2 separate regions of the Homo sapiens genome follow, and region 2 is linked to region 1. A link is an interaction called in ENCODE POLR2A ChIA-PET data of the cell type or tissue named here. Cell type or tissue: MCF 10A. All regions are shown on one strand. Links, peaks and the distances in the headings refer to the core of each region. The heading gives the core; the rest is flanking DNA.

Region 1 (7,083 bases), core at 1,748-4,247:
TTCTTTCATTTCTCATCATGTATTTTCAGCCAAGATTGTGGCAAACATATGCCACTAGCATGCTTGTGAATGTATACTAACATATTCACAAACATGCCATGTTTATGCATACACACAGATATGGAAAAGTAGAAGAGTTATGGAGTACCTTATTTTATACTTGGTTATATTATTTACTAATGTTTCTAAGATTTTTTCTGTAAACGTGATAAAACCAAAATTGGTCCAACATATCTTCCTAAGTAGAATAGACAAATAAGCATTTGAGACTAATGTAGATGTTTCAGTGTACCTAATTCATTGATATTATAAAAGTTAGTAACACCCTGCTTGGGGGAATATCTGTTCTATGAATGAATAGTAATCTGCCCACATAGTTTTCACTTACATAAAATAATTAATTATGTGATTTGATTTTTGTGTGAAGCTTCAAGAATATATATAAATAGATAAAAAATATAAATAATATATATTCTTAGAAATATGTATGATTAAGAATATGTATGTGTACATATAAATGGTGGGTTGCTATCTTGGTTTGGCAAAAAATAAGAATGTTATATAGATGACTGAAAAAGTAACAATTTTGGTAAATCCAAAGAAAGGTGAAAATTCCTCATGATTAATTCTTAGCCTTAGAATTATAAAGAGGTGGAGCTGAGAGACCTAAGTGAGCCTGTAGTATGAGAGTTCTGATATCAATTTGGGGGCACATGGCTAAGACATTAAGAACTAGGTAAAATTTTGAGGTAAAATTATATAGCTTATCTGAGTTAGTTTCTCTCCAAATTTTGCAGTTTTACATATCTGGTTTATGTAGTATTTTTGTACAGCAAGATGAGAAGATTCCAAAGAAAGGGATGTTGAAGTTGAGAGTCGACTACCCAAATGAAACAACCAGAAAACGTTGACCATTTCAGTAGACAAACAGGATGATTAAGATTTGGATACATAGAGAAGGAACAAATAGAAGCAGCCCTTGGAACAGCATGGGCAAACCCAGAGGCCATGCACTTCCATATTTCAGGAAACATTGAATCCAGTGTGGATAGGATTAATAGAAGACAAGATGGGAAAGTGTATAGGAGTTTAACTTCAGAGCTATTGAACATTGTGTTAGATAATCTGGACTTTATGCTACATCAACATGATGTCATCTGAGCCTTGATGAAGGTATAGGGAGAATCCATGAACATAGTTTGATCTGGCAGAGAGCAGTATGGAAGATAAGTAGTGGAAAGGGACTAGGTGGAGGCCAACGGATTAGGGCCAGTAATGCCATTTTAATAGACTGAAATCACAGGGAGTGTAAGAGCTGGGATTAGTAGGAGAGGGTCATGATTGTGAGAGGTTTCAGACTTTTAAAGCCTGCTGAAAGTCCTGGTTGTGTTGTTCTTTATTTAGTTGGAAATGCATTGTTTTGGAATTTAGAACCAGGGCCATGGTTAACCTGAGATAAGAAGAAATGGGTTTAATGTGTGTATATGGTAGCCATAAGCCATGGAAGGAGCACAGAGTAAAAACATTTAAAGGTGAGTTTTTGATGAACACCTCCACTTAAAGAAGTAGAAAATGAAGAGTGAGTGAAGGAGGCCAATAAGGGTGAATGTTAATGAGAAATTTAGAAGGAAACCTACAAAAATAGGACAATGTGACTGTCAGGTTTTAACCTGAGCTGGGGTCCAAAGGGAGTTGATGGACAGGTGGTGGGTAATTGAAAGAACACTCAGGGGGTGAAGGGGCATAGGCAGGTGGGACATGGCTTTATTATACGCTGTCCCTCACAGTGTCAGTGATACATTTATGCACTTCACAGACAACAGTGGCTCAGAGTCAGGTGATGAGCCGACTCATAACATGGTAGCATAACTGTGATTATATAATGCATGGGATTGTGCACCTGCGCTCTAATCCTGCTGCATCATGCTGTAACAGATGTTTACCTTGGCCTACTCTTGACTGCCGCACAGCCATTTTCCTTACACTCCACCCCCTAGGCTGAGGGGGTCCTCTTAGTGGGGAAACTTGCCCACACGGTGGCACCCTGGACCCATAGGCCACAGCAGTAATACAAGAAGCAACAACCTACTACTAATATCCCTGTTACGCTCCCCATGATTATCAGGGCCCAACGTAGGCCAGAGCTCAGGGATGCCCACCATCTCTGTGGGGGGTCATTAGTAAGGCTCTCAACTGCTTCAACCTCCTGTGCCATCTCTTGCAAGGCTGCTATTATGTTTTGTTGATTTTCTGGAATAAATGTACAACATTGTGTCCCTATAAGGGCACAGATGCCACCTTGGGCAGCTTACTATATCTAAGGCCATCCAGTTTTGCAGCACCATCTTTCATCTTTCTGGTTTGATCAACCTCATTGGTTAACAGGAGGAGGGTGACTTGGGTGTAATTCAGGGGCCAAGCTGTGTGCTCTGCAAGGGCTGTAACCTGTGTTTCTACAGTAATGACACCTGCTCCAGGGATGGTCAAAGCTAAGGGGTAGAGCCACCAAGGGGCTTGCAGCACTTGCAAAAAGTGGGAACGTAGCACCTCCCAGTTGTGTGGGCATCTAGGCAATGTGGGAAGCACAGTGGCAGGCACAAAGGCCATCCCCAGGTACAAGGGCCAGTCCAGTTCACTGGTGCATATGGCCATTCCATGTCTCCACAGACCCATAAACTCCCAGGGGGCACAAAGTCCATTGGAGCTTGACGTTGATGAGGCCACCTATTCCACTACACCCTTGGTGTGGTGATATATGTTATATTTGTGCAGGCTATGGTGGGCAAATACCCCATGTTGACACCATCCCATTGTTGCTGTATACATCGTGGTACCTGTGGGGTGGGGGCACTATGTGTTCCCCTGCTAACCAGCCCCATTCATCATAGACATTACAGGTCAGCCAGGGGTTGAGCATGTCATAGGTTTTGCCATGCCCCCTATCCAAAGTTTACCATTTCACATTCCAGGCATCGCCCATGGGACCCCAAGTCTCTAGCCATGTCCAGTTCTCCATAGAAGCTAAGTGTATGTGGCAGGGCAAGCCGTCCATAGCTGCTGCTGGAAGGGTGGTGCAGATCCTACAGTTGGAAAGATTAGTCACCTCAGCATAGGTGTGGGCCCATTTCACAATGCTTTTGCAGCATGTCAATCTATGGTCGAAACGACAAAGCAGGCACAGGTACTAACAAGGATGAATCATGCCCTTCAGGCAAAATACAGGCTAACCATTCATTTCTGGTAGCTGCCAGTGGCTTCTGCCCAGGGTGGTGCTCCCCATGGTTCCTTTGGGTCCTCTATCTGTGCTAAAGTTACTGGGGAGCTCATATTAGGCCACACAGATGGTACAGATGTCCCACAGAGGAGGGTTCCTTCCCTGGCCATTCCCCTATGAACAGTCATTCACGGAGGCCATATATTAAATACCCAAGGAGTGACATGTAAATCACACAGTAGGCCCTCCCCCCTGGGGCTATGGTAGCCAACCATCTGCAATGGGCCTTCGAGAGTCCATGGCCAAAGCCAGGTTTTTTGTTATCCTGCCTTTAGGTGCATTGAGGCAGGCAACAGCAGATTACCATTCGTCCCCATATCTAGTGAGAGGAGGTCATCCTTGGTGTCTGTATCTGTAACTGAATGGAGGCAGTGGCCCAGTGTAGAAGTGCCCCACTGGGGCTGGGCCACCTTTCTGTGGCTGTTCATTCAAGGTTTGGAGCATCAGGTCCAACCTTGAACTACAGCCCCACAAAGGCAGGAGAATAACATGCAAATGTAATTCATTTTCCATAAGTCTTGCCACATGGCGTGGCTCCAAATGAGTTGGTGACCAACTAGCCAATTCGGTAATTTCCAGGTAGTTAACCACAAGATTGGGCCCTGGTAAACTGCCCATCTATTGGTGCAGATTGCCATAGGTGTCTCCTTCTTGGTGATCACCATCCACACTGCTCTGAGTTCAGCCCACTGACTACTTTGTCCACACCTGATAACAAATCATATGGTGTCAGTACTAGGCTGGACCGCAACAGCAGTCCAGGAAGCAGTCGCACCCTGGCTGGACCCATCCATATGCCATGCCCCATCGGGAATGGGGGGGTGCCCCTCTCCTACAGAGTCAGCAGTACAGTTATGTTTTTCACTTTCACTGACTGGCCTCCATAGCCGTCTATGTATGCAGCCTTGCCTGGAAACTTATCTAGGTTCCCATAGACGAGGCTACACTCTGCACCAGCATTTACCAATGCCAACACTGGGGAGAGTGGATTGCCAGTTCCACATATGGCCTCTGGTCATCTGGTTTCCCCCCAAGCCAGGCACCTTGGCCAGTTCCCTAATCAAACACAAAAGGCTCTTTACCTCCACCCACCTTCAAGTAGTCTTTGAGCTGGAGCATCCTGGTGGAACTGGGTCGAGCAACATCATCCTGCCCCGTCTTGGGCATTTTCTGGAATTGCTGCTCTGGGGACAATTGCCTCCACAAAGTTAACAGCACTTCACTGGGTTGCCTATCAGTTTTATCTCGGTCAACCCCAGCCCAAATCAAGTCAATTCCCATCTGTGTGCAGGTCACCCACTGGGGCGGTTTTTTGTCCCACGAGGTGGCCCCTGTGGAAGGGGTACCTTCCCCTTTTTTATGGCACAAAGTCCCTGGTCCTGCCAATGGCCCTCTGCTTCTCTGAGGGCCACCATGGCAGTAGTCATCTCATGTATGCAGTGCCCCATGTACAGAGTAAGGACAGTGGCCAGAGAGCCGAAAGCACTCAGGGGTGCAGAGCTCAACACAAGTTCCCTCATGTGGGAGGGAAAGCATTCAACATATGGCCCTCAGGTATTTAAATCAAACAAAACTTGCCACATACCCATTTCCTGAATTACCTGCACCAGCTCTGCATATGAATGCCATTTACTCACAGTTTTTGGTATTTCTCTGGCATTGTTCCATACCATTCTATGACAGCCATCAGCCATTCAGTCAGGGTGTGGTCGCCTCGCCCCTGTGTTAACCGCCTGCTCACCTGCAATCGCTGTTGGAGGGATGGGTCATAATGGAGGCCAACTTTTCCATTTCAGAGGCAGAGCAGACAATACCATCAGCTCCCTCATCCAAAAGGCAAAGCATCCAGGTAGATAGGGGTTCCCCCATGCACTGCTGACACTGTTTACCTAATTTATGCAAGTCAGTTGGGGTATAGGCACTGTATGACATGTGCTCCACCACAGTAGGAGGTCCCTGAACCCCCACGCCCTGGGGCCCCAGTGGCTGTTCCTGCTCTATTTTCTGACGGACCACTGGGTGAGCCTGCAGTGGAGGTTCTTCCTCCTTGGTATCAGACCTGGCGGGGGTCTCTGACTGGGATGGCTGGCCCAGGCCCACACTAGTGGCAGGCCCTAATTCTCGTTTCAAGCTGTATGTCCGGATCTCCAGGCGCTCTGCTTGACCCTGGAGGTCCCTTACCTGAGCTGTATCCCTCAGGGACTGAGTGTGCACTTCCTGTAGCACAGTCAAAAACGCCCATCCAACTCTGCCGGCAAAGGCTCGCTCCTTTTCAGTGCTCTGTGCTTCAAAGTGCTTCAGCGCCTTCTCCATGGTCATGGGAGACCCGTCCACCATCACCCGTGTTTTCACCGGGGCCCATCTGAGCAGGAAGGCTGCCACAAGGTAACACAACCCATGCTGAGACCACATAGCTGACCCAGGACCATCAGGGGCTGAGGACTCACTCACCTCGGAATCCTGTTGACTACGCCAATTATCAGGTTCCAACCTGAGCTGGGGTCCAAGGGGAGTGGGTGAATGGATGGCAGGTAGTTGAAACAACACTCGGGGGGCCGTAGGCAGGTGGGACATGGCTTTATTATGCACCACCCCTCACAGTGTCAGTGATACATTTATGCACTTCATAGACAATAGTGGCTCAGAGCCAGGTGGTGAGCCCACTCATAACATGGTTACATAACTGTGGTTATATAATGCAAGGGATTGTGCACCTGTGCTCCAACCCTGCTGTGTCATGCTATGCCAGATGTTTACCTTGGCCTACTCTTGACTGCTGCACAGCCATTTTCCTTACAGCGACAGAAGATAACATTAAAGGGAATGTTAAGGAAAGACCATCAATAGTTTCAAAGGCTACCAAAATTAGATCTGAAAAAATTCTAGTGCCAGAAAATTAGTTTATATTCAAATATTGAGAGACAGTGTATATAACTTACTAGGTAAGAGTAGATTCAGGAGTGTGTTGTCTGTTTCTGCCACTTACCGGCTATGTGATTTGGTAGTTATGTCATGCCTAGCCTCAGTTTTCTCATCTGTAAAATTGGAGTGATAATAGTGGCCACTTCATGAATACATCATGAGTATTAAATGAATTAATATTTGTGAAATGCTTAGCCGGTATCTGTAACATAGACCTATCTAACTGTATCTCTGTAACTATCATATATCTCACATGTTCTGGATATCTAGCTATCATTTATCTATCTATCTATCTATCTATCTATCTATCTATCTATCTATATCATCTATCTATCTATATCATCTATCTATCTATCTATCTATCTATCTATCTATCTATCTATCTATCTGTCATTCCAGATAAATATATGTGTATCTTATATAATTATGGCTTAATGAAAAAAAGCATTTTTCATTGAAATAATCTATTATAAATATAGATATTGGTAGGAAGATGTGGTTACAAACCCAGGTATAATTTTACTCCAAAGCTTGTATTCTGTTCTCCAGGAAAACACTGTCCAATGTTTGCTTACAGTTTTGTTAGCACAGCCAACAATCACAGTATTGTTTGAGAACATAAACCAGCTCAGATTGAGAAATTAGAGACAGTGATAGGATATTGAAGCTTGACAATTGTCAAAAAAGTATTGCTAGTAAATGACAAAGTAAATATTCATATCTGAATCTAAAAGAACACAACCCTTGAGTTGTTTTCATTGCACCATGTTGCCTACCTAGAAAAGAAAGGTGGGTAGAAAGCAAACTTAAAAGTTAAAGGTGAAAGAATCAGTCATACCTTAAGTAAATATTGGAGAGACAAGATGCTTTGGATGATTGTCTTCATC
Region 2 (7,083 bases), core at 1,523-4,022, 55 kb after region 1:
ATGAATTTGCTTGGAGAATAAAACATAAAATAATAATGACTTTCATTTGGGACAGAATCTTCCATAGCCAATAAAAAGTTTATATATGTCAGAGTACTTATGGGCATTTAGGATGAACTATATGCTAAAAGGATTAATGCCACACTTGTTTTCTAATAATTTTAGATCTTCTGCTTAATGTTAAGATATACAAGCTCACATTGAGGTATGTGTTTGTTTAAAAGCATCTCTAGTGATGTCAAAGTGATTATGGTAATAGTGTTAGTGAACTTTTGCTTTTTTGGCTGGACCACTGTGAATCAACAAAGCAAAAGAGAAAGGGGAAAAAAAAAGAAACAGACAGAGGTCATGTCTGAGAGTAGCTAATGGATGCTTTTGGTTTAATGATCTCTAAAATGTATTTTTTAATGCTCCTTAGAATTCAAAGAAACTTCTCCATTAGATTAACTGTTTTAATCACTGGGAACACTGATATTCTCCAGATGGCCAATCACATTTGTTTTTGGCTTCTGCTATGTATTTTCATATCTGAATCTCTACAAAATCTGGGCAATCCAATATAGAACTCTTTGACTCTTTCTGTATGAAATAAAGGGGATCATTGTTATATGTCTTTCTTGGATCTGGATAATGATGTTTTGCCATCTGATGTTTACTGGCAGTATTCAGCAAATTTGCCCTTAAGTATTGATTTATAATAATGCATGCTTTCCTATCAAAAAAATTTTTAGGTACATGTCTGTGTGCACATGTGTGAGTTTTATCTATATTAATGTGAACTCAAAAGAAAAACACAAATTTTATTTCAGTTAATGTTATGTTTCCATGGTAAAGAAAAAACCTATAGAGATATACCCTAAAAAACTCTTAAGAGTTTCTTTCTGTAATGTGGGTCATATAGAAAATACTTCACAGATCTTTGTCCAATTGATAGGCATTAAAGCTATACTTCAGCTGAACTGACAGGTGAACTGTCAAAATTTTTCTCTTTCTTTTCCTTTTTTTCCCCTTCTTTTAAAAATTATTAGATGTGAGCTATTAGCAGATCAACTCTAGACAAAAGTATCAGGGAGATGCCTCTTGACATCTTGACTCTTCAACATTTTTTTCTTTTTTTGACACCAAGCTTCCAACCAGAATCTAAGTTTTCCTTATATAATCCCTGAGTATAAATAAACTACTTATGCTAGAAAATTTACATAATTTAAAAAGGAGCTTATAAAGAGATGTTTAGATGTATGTAATGTTTAAACATATAAATACACACACCGCCCCCCATGCAAGGGCCATTCTCAAAAAAATGTATTGCTTATATTACCTACCTACCTTCCTATAGAGTACCTTGGTGAAAAATAGAGTTGGGATGTAAAGCCTTCCTTAGATCTATAAAAGTACCCAATATAGGGTCTCTGCCCACTGATAGGAATGATTCTTAAAGGGGATCTATTGTATGAAAGCCTTTAAATTGTTTTATTATAAGTAGAATAAAAACTATAGGAAATTGGGGAAGATTAAATTACCAGAAACTATTTGCAGAGCCCAGCGCTGAAGAAAACACCATGGTGCATAAGCCTTGATTAAAGTTATTAAATAAATTTGAGGAGTAAAAGAATGGTGTAAATTCACTGAAACATGTATATTAGAGGTGAAATGACCATAATAGTGTTTGCATAATGGTTTAAAATTTGGATATTCATATCAACAATGTTCCTAATGATATGGGTTCTCTCTCTTTTTTTATTAGCATGCTTGTTATCTGTAAGAATACAAAATTATCAATTTAATTTTTAAAACAATTTTAAGCTTCTTTAAATTATAATTAACAATTAGGATTTGTATATAGTTAAGGTTCACAAGTTTTTTTTTGATGCATGTATGCATTGTGAAATTATTATCACAATCAAGCTAGTTAACATGTTCATCTCTCAGCTACTATTTTCTTTTCTTTTGATTTAAATTTGTGATAACACTTAAGATCTAGTCTCTCAGCAAATTTCAAGCATGTACTGTTATTAATGGTAGTACTACCATACTGTACATTAGATCTCCAGAACTCATTTAGCTTGCATAACTGAAACTTTATACCCTTTGATCATCATCTCTCCTCTCTCCATCTCCTCCTTCTCCACTGCCACTGTCAACTCTCATTCTGCTTTCTACTGCTATAAGTTTGACTATTTTACATTCCAAATATAAGTGAGGTCATTCAATATTTGTTGTTCTGTGTCTGGCTTATTTTACTTAGCACAATGCCATCCAGGTTCATTCATATTGTTTCAAATAGCAATAGTTCCTTCAAATTTAAGGCTGAATAATATTTTGTTGTCTAAATATACCACATTTTCTATATCAGTTTGTTAATATTCAAAATATGTAAGGAACTCTTAAAATTCCATAGCAAAAAAAAATTAAATAACAGTTTAAAAATGAGCAAAGGTGGCATGGTGGCTCACGCCTATAATTCCGGCACTTTGGGAGGCCGAGGCAGGCAGATCACCTGAGGTCAGGAGTTCGACCAGCCTGGACAATATGTGAAACCCTGTCTCTACTAAAAATAAAAAAATTAGCTGGGCGGGGTTTCGGGTGCCTATAAGCCCAGCTACTCGGGAGACTGAGGCAGGAGAATCTCTTGAACCCAGGAGGCAGAGGTTGCCATGAGCCGAGATCATGCCACTGCACTCCAGCCTGGGTGACAGAGGGAGACTCCTTCTCAAAATAAATAAATAAATAAATGAAAATAAATAAAAGATAAAATGAGCAAAGGACCTAAGTAGATATTTTTTCTAAAGAAGACATACAAATGGCCAACAAGTATATGAAACGGTGCTCAACATCAGGGAAATGCAGATAAAATCCAGAATTCTTATTTTCCAATCACAGCCAATCACTCTAAAAGACATTGATATTTGCTGAACAGTTTTCAATAATCAATATTGATATCTTCAATATAGAAAAATTAAAATGTACTTAACACACCCCTAGTAATATATTGGCCGTGGTCATGAACACTCATTTATTTCAGGCAGCCAGGGTTTCAAATTATATAATTGCAATGACCTAATTAATACAATGACCTAATTAAGCTCAATGATAGGATTTAATCAAATTAAAGGATTTCATGCATTTCTTCATTCTTGCTAAAATTACCAAGTGATGACAAAGTTTTATTCATGCAGTGAATATAGAACAGAATAAAAAGTAAAAGGCAAAGAAGAGAAAAGAAAGTCAGGATGGTGTTCTGTAAATAGTGTGTGATATCTGAGGATGCCAGTATTTAGGGCTTGGCTTTCTCAGCCTCTTTATAGGAAGATGGACCTCAAAATTATTCGACTCTAAAAGGCCGAAAAGAGCCACCATATATGTACATGTCCTTCATGTGGGCAAAACCACTGCAGTTTGTTGAGATTAAAAGAAACAAACAAACAAAAAAACGCACTCTTGACAAATGGTGAAATTTTATGAGCTCCAAAGCTCATAAAATAAAATTAATCCATGGAAACCTTAATGTTAGGAAGGGATTGGGATTTTATATATTAATGAGTGTTTGTTTTTTTTTGTCGAGACCACATGGAAGTTTGAAAGATAGTATATCCATGTTTTATCTTAAAATCACATATTAGAATATACATTTTAATGATAAAATAAGATATACTATAGAGGAAAAAGAAAGAAGGAACTGTTTTCACAAGGCCACTATTTTATCTAGTTGATTAAATAATATTCTTACTCTTTCACAGAAAAAAGTATTTATCTTCTCTTTAACATTTTTAGAAAAAAATATAAAAGGTGTAAACTTTGTGATTAGACTGTCATTTCCATACATAGCATTTTTAACAAAATTACTAAGATAAATCTTCATAAAAGCAAAAATACGTTTTTTTCCTGAATGCTATTGTCTTGAGATATTTCAGGAAACATCTAAAACATCACTAAAATATAAATCAATGTCCAAAAAGAAAGAAGAAAATAATTTGGAGGTTATCGGTCAAAACTGTGTCTTGTTTTAACAATCACAGACTTGCTAGAAGAACCAAAACAAGAAAGCAGAGATAACCTTTGATTCTAAAACAGATAAAAGAAACATTTCTAATTATTCTAACTCACACAATTTTTAACTCTCAAAAAATTGGCACATGTGTACTTACTGAATTAAACAATGTTTTAATCTCAAGTTGCTTCAACACTTTTCATTGTAAAAAATCATCTGCTTTATCAGTCATCACTGTGAAATTTTGAGAAGATTTAAGTAAAATATTAGCTTTAAAGTATTCAGATACCGTATTTTTAATAATCTGCCAGCTTGGTTATTTCTGATGGATTTTCCATCACAGTCAATCTGTGTTCCCTTACTTTATTTCTAGCCGGAGCCAAATATTAAACAATGACACTATATATCTTTCTGTACAATTTGCCAGTTTGGGTTACTGTGGAACCTAGGTGCTCCTGAATTGTCCTTGTGAATCACCACTCTTCCGAGAAAAGACTGAACAAAGAAATGATTTATTTACTGAAACATCAATGTATTTTTTAAGCTACATAACTCAAGGATGTTTTACCCAAGATAGAAAAGGCTTTTTGCAGGGATCAAAGTGGTGGTATCTTTAAATAAAAATAGGAGCCATTAAACCATTTTAGGAAATGTTATAATTATTAAGAAAATAAAATTGTATTAAAAGTTTTCTACAGGCTTTTATATTTAAAAGTAGTCTTTGTCAAAATAGTTTTGGAAAGCCACTTTCATCCTGCTATTTTGCAAGTTTTCTGTATTTCAGGTGCATGGTCTCTAGAATGGGTTGCTGCTTGGCCTAAATTAATTCAAATGTAACTTAGAGATAATTATATGATATATCTTGCAACCTAATGGGAAATAAAAATAATTACCTTGTATAATACTATCTGACTCAAATAATTGGGATGAGTTCATTGAAATTTCCAAATTTGAGGTGCTTTGAATAGCATAGACTCCCAGAGTATGCAGTGTAAAGAATTCTAAGTGAGATATGTTTGTCCACTTTTGTATTTAACTCTTCATAACTTTCACATTTCTTAATGAGGCTGTTCTTTTTCAAGTGCTGTTCTTTCCAGTAACCAAATCCTCTTTGGGGTTTTCCTATTGTCTTAATTAAAGATACTGTATTTGATTGATTTAATTATCTCTCTGCATCATAAAATTTATAGTATTATTTGTATAGACATCTTTAGGAGTCATTCAGTGTAATTTTAAAAATAAGTGCTTGACATATTTAATTTGTGATGCCATTGATTTTACCATTATAAAATATACCAAAGTATACAAAATGTATATACATAGCAATTAAATAATGATAGCACTCAATTATGCATTCATAGACATTCTCTTGTGCTGTGTTATTAAAGAAAATTAAAGGCCTGGCGCAGTGGCTCACGCCTGTAAATCCAGCATTTTGGGAGGCTGAGGTGGGCAGATCACCTGAAGTCGGGAGTTCGAGACCACCCTGACCAACATGGAGAAACCCCATCTCTACTAAAAATACAAAATTAGCTGGGCATGGTGGCGCATGCCTGTAATCCCAGCTACTCGGGAGGCTGAGGCAGGATAATTGCTTGAACTCGGGAAGGGGAGGTTGCTATGAGCCGAGATCATGCCACTGCACTCCAGCCTGGGCAACAAGAGCAAAATTCTGTCAAAAAAATAAATAAATAAATTATAAAATTTTGAGCTCCAATATTTAGTTTATAAATACATGAATGAAGTCATAATTAAAAACTATATGCTATCATATGTAGTTATATGTACATTTATATAAAATATATAATATATATGAATTAATAAGATTACGTTAATAACTAAGTATAGTGTGTTCTGTTATAAAGTTCTTTAATTATGGGCATATAAATAGGACCTAACTTATAATATATTCTGCTCATATATTTAAATATATTAAATAAATTCTGCTCATATATTTAAAGATATTAGCCAGATTAGTCCAGTGATTCCTTTTCTACTTAGGTCCTATCACTTGGAAATTCTCCCCTCATCCCCGATTTTTTTTTTACTTATTGTTTTCTCACAACCTTTTGCTAAGTGACTCCTGGAACATGATACGTTGCTTTATAGTTTATCCTAATGCTGCTCCAGTTCAATTTCTACACTGATAAGGCTAAGTGAGATGAATGGAACAAATGGATCCATTCCACTTGTTGGATCTATTGCCATTTTGCCTACCAATTTTCCGTTTTGACTACCAATTAAAACCCTAAAAGCTGAGGAGATGTTTTTGACTGCAAAGCAGTCTTCTTATCCTGGAAGTTGGAATGTCAATATCCCTACCTAATACTTTCCTTAGTTAGGTCATCACTGCTTTATTGGTCATCACTGTGAAGTCAATTTTGCGAGGATTTAAATAAAATGTTAGCTTAAGACTATTAGATATCATATTTTTAATAATCTGCCAGCTTGGTTGTTTCTGATGGATTTTCCATCACAGTCAACTTGTGTTCCCTTACTTTATTTCCAGCTGGAGCCAAATATTAAACATTATCATAGTTAGAATGAAATGAAATAATGTCATCAGCGTATTAGCACCTATTAAGAACCCTTCAAAAAAGCTGTTATTATTATTATTTTATTCTACTAAGTTATATGCATTTTAAGTGTTCTTATAATTGAATAATTCAATAATTAGGTATAATTATGAAGAACTTCAAAGATTAAAATTACTTTCAGTATTATATTCTTCCCCATGGAGATTATACTTTGTGGCTCAATCATCTATTTTAAAAGTTAGCTTTTGTAAAACCACCTATTACATAATTTGGTAGGTACGTATAAATGCAAATTATCAAACCATTACTGTAAAAACTATGTTGAACTTATATTTTCAAAATGTGTCTTTGTAAACTTACCATGTTAGCTATTGATTTCAAAACCATAAATATGTATTTAAATAAGCTCTTAATCAGGCTAAAGTTACAGCAGAAATATTGCATCATCTAGCACAACTTTAGAAACTCTCCCTTGGCAGTAATTGTCCCTGCCTCCCTTTGGGTATTTTGGGCACTGATATTCTATAATGGGCCATTAAGAAAGGTGCTTAATTTGAG

Evidence for each region. Peaks named below come from ENCODE experiments on the same cell type or tissue, not always from the same donor. Only the 100,000 strongest peaks of a DNase experiment are listed, where the experiment ranks them.
Region 2: POLR2A ChIA-PET joins it to region 1 with 6 read pairs; 2 of 35 experiments call an interaction of 5 or more read pairs at or near these places.

The regions. Positions count from the first base shown.
Region 1 is chr4:61,422,358-61,429,440 of GRCh38, forward strand. All of the region lies in intron 2 of ADGRL3 (adhesion G protein-coupled receptor L3), which reads left to right. Among named protein-coding and RNA genes, the nearest start is that of ADGRL3, 230 kb to the left of the region's middle. In MCF 10A, for the core only: no CTCF peak of the experiment used is centred there; a DNase peak (open chromatin) is centred at 3,174.
Region 2 is chr4:61,478,071-61,485,153 of GRCh38, forward strand. The region is part of intron 2 of ADGRL3 (adhesion G protein-coupled receptor L3); the gene reads left to right. Among named protein-coding and RNA genes, the nearest start is that of ADGRL3, 280 kb to the left of the region's middle. In MCF 10A, for the core only: no CTCF peak of the experiment used is centred there; no DNase peak of the experiment used is centred there.